2 separate regions of the Homo sapiens genome follow, and region 1 is linked to region 2. A link is a contact called in ENCODE Hi-C or POLR2A ChIA-PET data. All regions are on one chromosome and are shown on one strand. The core of a region is the stretch at or near the end of the contact, and the rest is flanking DNA. Distances in the headings are between cores, read along the strand shown. Region 1 overlaps LOC105373900 (a long non-coding RNA gene). Region 2 has its middle 320 kb from the start of EPHA4.

Evidence for each region. Hi-C counts contacts between places; a loop is a spot of excess contacts on that map. ChIA-PET counts read pairs that join two places held with the same protein, here RNA polymerase II (POLR2A).
Region 1: a map of ascending aorta shows a loop between it and region 2 (1.9-fold over the local background). The contact joins two enhancer-like sites. A Hi-C loop is called at or near these places in 1 of 168 maps with a recorded cell type or tissue (ascending aorta). POLR2A ChIA-PET finds 5 or more read pairs at or near these places in 1 of 52 experiments (MCF 10A).

The regions. Positions count from the first base shown.
Region 1 is chr2:221,941,757-221,944,616 of GRCh38, forward strand. All of the region lies in intron 1 of LOC105373900 (a long non-coding RNA gene), which reads right to left. It also overlaps the pseudogene LLPHP3. Among named protein-coding and RNA genes, the nearest start is that of CCDC140, 350 kb to the right of the region's middle. Within about 2 kb of position 1,500, at least 7 of the 41 ENCODE cell types and tissues checked have a DNase peak (open chromatin) inside an H3K27ac peak, as active enhancers do.
Region 2 is chr2:221,894,577-221,897,472 of GRCh38, forward strand. No RefSeq gene overlaps it. Among named protein-coding and RNA genes, the nearest start is that of EPHA4, 320 kb to the left of the region's middle. RefSeq lists an enhancer at 1,574-2,773. Within about 2 kb of position 1,260, at least 3 of the 41 ENCODE cell types and tissues checked have a DNase peak (open chromatin) inside an H3K27ac peak, as active enhancers do.

The DNA.
Region 1 (2,860 bases), core at 250-2,749, 47 kb after region 2:
ATTAGTAGGGAATCCCTTGATCAAAACTAAATGTCATATTGGTATTCAAGAAATTTTCCATAATTACACATGAATTCAATAAGAATAACCCACCTGCTGCAGGGTGTGAGAGGGAACCTGACAGAGAATAAAATGGAAAGACAGAGCTGGTGGCACCAAATGACCACAGTCTACCTGGTGCAGGGGATGGACTCTGGAGATAGGGTGGATTCCAGGTATTAGTAACAGCACAGTGACAAGAAAAGCTTCAAGTAGCTCATCCTACCAAAGTCACTTTACTACCAATAAATCACAGAAATCCCAAAAGCATTGCATTCAAATCATAAGAAGAAAAACCTCTTACCTTCAAAACTCTTTCCCCACATGCAAATCCCTGGTGGCTTAGCTTAAAAGCCAGAAGCATTTGAAAAGAATACTATTTATCTATTAATCATGGATTTTTCTGCCAACTTTTTCAGACTAAAGATTGTTCTGATATGTAAGAAATTCAGAAGAAACACTAGATTTGCTTTTAAAAGAGTAAGCTTCCTTTATAAAAAAGATTATATTTTACTGTACAAATTAAATTAGGAGTTATTTTTTTCAAAAGCACTGATTTCTAAATTTTTTGACTATCATATTTCTACAAGTGTCATTTAAACTACTAATCAAAATGTTCAAAATAACTGAGTTAAAGTAAAATTTAACAAATACATATTTCACAAATTAAAGTGTCTTTAGGTATGCAACCCTAACCATGAGTGTATATTTAGAAATTATATTCTTGTAATATTTACTAATGTGTCATGACTGTTATAAAACAAATACAAAGGTAGAACATTTTAGAGAACAGTGTAAAAAAAAATTTTGAAAGATCTAGTATTCTTTCTTTATTCCACAATAGGTGGTCTTGTTTAGACCCCACATAGAGGAAGACTGCCATAGAGAGCACCTCTTCAATTTCTGGCCATCTGAACTCCTATAGAGTATTAATCTACTGGAAATATAAAAGTGATAACTTTATTTTAGCTTGATAAATACAAATCAGTCCAATGTGGCCTAAACTATTACTATAAAAATTGTTCTAGAAATTCCTTTATCATAGTGATATCATACAAATCTCTGACTTTTCTCCCTGATGTGTTTCTGGGGAAAGTGCTTTTCTAAAGTCCTCAAGAAGCCACTTCAGTACTTCCTCAGAACATAGTTTCATATCTCTTTGTTCAGTACATTTATCTTTGCTGCTTTTTTAAATGGCACATCACATTCTACATTTGTGATTTATTTTTTAGCCCTTCTGTCTCCCACAATACAAATTTAAACTTCCAAGGGCAGGCAAAGCGTCTTCTGTGCCTCTCATTGCTCTGCAAGTAATGGGTGATCCTTAGAGTCATGTTTACTCAGTTCTTCAGAGAAGGAAAGTAATTGATGATCTCACTCTGGTCAGAGAAAGCAAAATAACTTTAATGGTGTCAAACAAATCGCAGTGGCCTTTATTCATAATGCATTCTCTTGAAAGGCCAGCTTGCTGCAAATATATGCCCTGGACCAGCTGAGCAATAAAAAGAACAAGGGTTTGTGACACAATGTTCCAGGAAGTCTGCCAGCCACAATTCTGAGCCTTCTGCAGGGTAGGAAAAGGGCAGCTAGCTTCAAATGCAAGCAAGCCCAGGAGAGAATGAGAAGAGCACAGTGTACCCTCAATACTTGTCAACCCTAACATGAGGATGCACTTGGTCACCATTTTCCAAAAGGAAGGTCAGAACCTCTGAACCTTCCTTGTGCAGAAGTTTTGAAGGTCTGAAGGTGTGTTAGTGGTCCACAGATTCACATTCAAGATACTCAGAACAACAACAAAAAAATCAGGACTAAATTGAGCATTATGATATCATTGTTAGTCATTCCTCCAGTAAAGTAATGAGTTATTTACTATAAAGTGTGAAGTACATGGGAGAAAGTATTATGCTGCAAAGGACCATGAAATTTATTTTGTTTCAACAGAAAACACAGTATCTCAGAAATGGAAGAAAATTTCTCTGCCCAACTCCTTTGTTTATGTCAATTTTTTTTTTTTTTTATTTAATAGGTGAGGAAGCTGAGCATTGGAACTTGTATATTTTCTGAAATACACAAGTAGCTAGTGGAAGTGTCAGGATTGGATTCAGGGCAGAATAACACAAGAGCTAACACTAAGAACTAATTTATTTTATATTTAGTCCTTAGGTCTTTGAAGTATTAATATTTCAGTGTTAAATAACTGGGGAGGTGGGAAAGGGGACAGGAGCAGAAGAAATGTGTTGATTTGCCAAGTCATTTCAAGACCAAGACTCATATTTACATTTTATTTTTGATTGTAAAATTATTACATTTGTGGTAATAAGTTACATCACTATAGAATTGCATTATAAAGACAAAAACCACTAACCTCAAGAGTTGTCGCCGGTCGGCGTGATCCTGAAGTGTGTGTGTTCGTTTCTCAGGTAAAATATGGCTAAAAGCTTATGGAGTAAGTGGAAAAGAAAGATGCGTGCTGAAAAGAGAAAAAAGAATGCCCCAGAGGAGGTCAGCAGGCTTAAAAGTATTCTCAAACTAGACGATGACGTTTTAATGAAAGATGTTCAAGAGATAGCAACTGTGGTGGTACCCAAACCCAAACATTGCCAAGAGAAAATGCAATGTGAGGTAAAAGATGAAAAAGATGACATGAAAATGGAGACTGATATTAAGAGAAACAAAAAGACTCTTCTAGACCAGCATGGACAGTACCCAATATGGATGAACCAAAGGCAAAGAAAAAGGCTAAAGGCAAAGCGAGAGAAAAGAAAGGAGAAAAACAAAGCAAAAGCAGTGAAAGTGGCAAAGGGTTTGGCCTGGTAGACTC
Region 2 (2,896 bases), core at 10-2,509:
TCTTAGACTATTCAGATAAAAGTTTTTCCTCTGAACATAGTGTTTATCATACATGTCCCTGAGGTTCAACTGGTCATGATTTTTCTTTGGTCACTCCATCCAAAGAACAAACTTTCAGTGACTGGGGGAAATTTGCCTGCTGATTCAGAAGTAACAAGTGACAAAATAAGAATTAGTGAAGAGTTTAAGCACATGCTCATTTAAGCCTTTTGAAATATTTCTTAAAATGTTTACCATATGCACTGTTAAACACGCATCATCTATTTGGAACTTGATGCAATTTAGGAAAGAGTTTGTAGAACTCTATGAGCTTCTGAATCTCTCACAAGGACAAACATCTGATTGATAAACTTTTCTAATCCTTTCTGGAATCAGGCAGGGAGTACTCTATGCTGCTGTGTCAACAATCACAATTATTGAAATCACCGTTATCTCTAAAAATGTTGTAAATATTTCATGATGAAAGGTATAAATGAAAACAAACAATTTGTCAATTTTTTATTAATATCTCCTAAAGATCTGCCAGAAACATTCATATCATGCTGATTACCGCAAGCAATTATGTAATCACAGTTGCAATACTTGCTACAAAAGAAAAGTACCTTGTGTAAAGAATCCCTAACAGGGGGGCCCATGCTGGTCAGGGTGTTCCCAAAAGGCTTCCTTGATGAGATACTGTTCAGTTGTGGCTTGAAGGATGAGTAGAGTCAGCCAGGCCCATGTGGAGAGAAGCAGGGGGTTGGAGAAGGGCACTCAGGTGAAAGGAATAGCATGTGCTAAGGTCCTGAGGCGGGAAGAAACTGACTCTTTAAACAAACTGAATAACCTGAGTCCAAGTGGACTGGAGAAGAAGGCAGACATGGTGCAGGGGATGTGAGGAACACAATGATAGAAGAGAAGGAAGATGAGTGGTTATAAGAGCCTGAGTCAGGGAGCAGGAATGGAGGATGAGAAAGCAGAACCCGCTCTCTTAGTTTACATACGACATAGCCATGTTCCCTTCCCACTCCTCGAGACACAGTGAAAAGAAGCTGAAGTCAGATGAACTATGTCCTCTCTTCTGTCATAAAAGAATTCATTTCAGCCCCATTTCCTGGACTTTCAAGGTAATTGTGTTCTATGCCAAGTATGGCCACTCTGCAGTCAGACTATTCCTGCAGTTTCCACATTGTAATGCAGCTCTCCCACCTCCCACCTACACGAAGGAAGCCATTCTTCTCAGCTACTTCAGAGACTATCTCAGTGCTACGCAGCTCCTTGCCTTCCCTAAAACACTCCCCCACTTCACTGCTCCCCACTCGGCTCCTTGCCCCCGCCGCTTCCTGGCCCTCCTACCACTCCACCAAAAAAAAATTACCCAGGCCTCAAGCCAGGAAAAGTTGTTAAACCCTGTCCTCTGCAACTTCACAGCACATTTGCTTTAATACCAAAAGAGGATTCATCTTGGCCAATGAGAGACAAATGAATATGCAGTGATTCGCCACATGCTATAAAGCCTTGCCAACAATTCCCACTGCTATGTTCTCCTCTGTTTTTATAATCAATTAAAAAGGTTTGGTTCATTAGGAACATTTTTTTCCCCTCCTGAAAATGGAAAGAAAAAGCAAGCAGCTCTCAGAAGAGGCACAAAGCTCTTCTGAGAACTGTCTAGCAGACAGAGCTTCTTACAGTAACACTTTATTTTAATGCTTCTTTAATGCAGAATTGACAACGGGACTCCCACTGAAGCCCTCACAGGAGCCTCATTCACCCTAAATAAGAATGACGATGTTGCCAAAGATAGGTCACAACTAAGATATCAACCTCAAAGCCTACCCCAAAGGAGGGAGAGTGGAAAGAGTTCTCCTTCCTTTTGTTTGCAGGATAAATCCTCTCTTTATTCTTGCACCCTCTAATCTAAGTCTCCATTTCCTTATTTAGATGAGCATCCTTTATGCATTTAGGGAATTATTCCTCAGCAGAGACACCATAGGTATCAGCTTTCTCAGAGTTGGATTGTTCTTCCCAGAAACCAAAGGGAGCCTCACTGGTTTGAATGCTCGCTTGTGGGTGAGCCCGGGAGATGTGGAAGGCATCTCATGACTAAGCAGCATGACATCGTTCACATAAGTACTCAACATCCACTCATCACCAGCAGCAGATTGAAGGTAATGTTTTAAGAGGTTTTCAAGCTGCTGGGAAATTGTGGGTTTGAGAAATGTTCTTTAAACCTTTTGCATTTCAAATTTCATTTCAGCCAAGATGTTGAAATGTAACTAGAGGAAGGGACGAAGGACTGATAGTTCACGCATTCCTTGCAGCTGCTCTTCACTCCTCTCACTACTGGGCCCTTCCAAAGGGCCTCCAGTCTGTTACAGTGCTAAAGCCCCACCCTGGTGTGGGAGTGGGAAGAAGTCACAAGGGGCAGAAAGAGCTGACGTTAGGAACAGTCCGGCAGAGAGTCTGCTGTGGTGTGGCTGGGGGTTGGTGCCAGGCTGCTTGGTAGCGAAAGCCAAAAGCAAATGTGGATAATGTTAACGCTGTTTTCTTAAGCAAGAAAAGTGTCAGGAGTCACAGCCGAGCAGGGAGCACAGAGAGCAACGCTGAGGCGCTCTGCTGGCTTGCTCTCTGGGAATTGATGCCGAACCACGTTCGTTCATACCTGACGTTACATAGGCAGGGCTGGTATCCAGATCATGAGAATACTAGGAAATAAGAAGGTATTATTATCAAGCGTAACCAGGCTGGAATTTGAGAAAGTTGCAAGGTAAACAATGTTCATCTAGCCCAAATCAACAGATAGGTGGGGTAAAGTCAAGCTACTAAAGGAAAAAGGCATATTAAAGTAGTCATCCCATAGGGACAGGGTAGTGCATCATCATGGTTAAGGTCATGGAACATGAAATCACACAGAGCA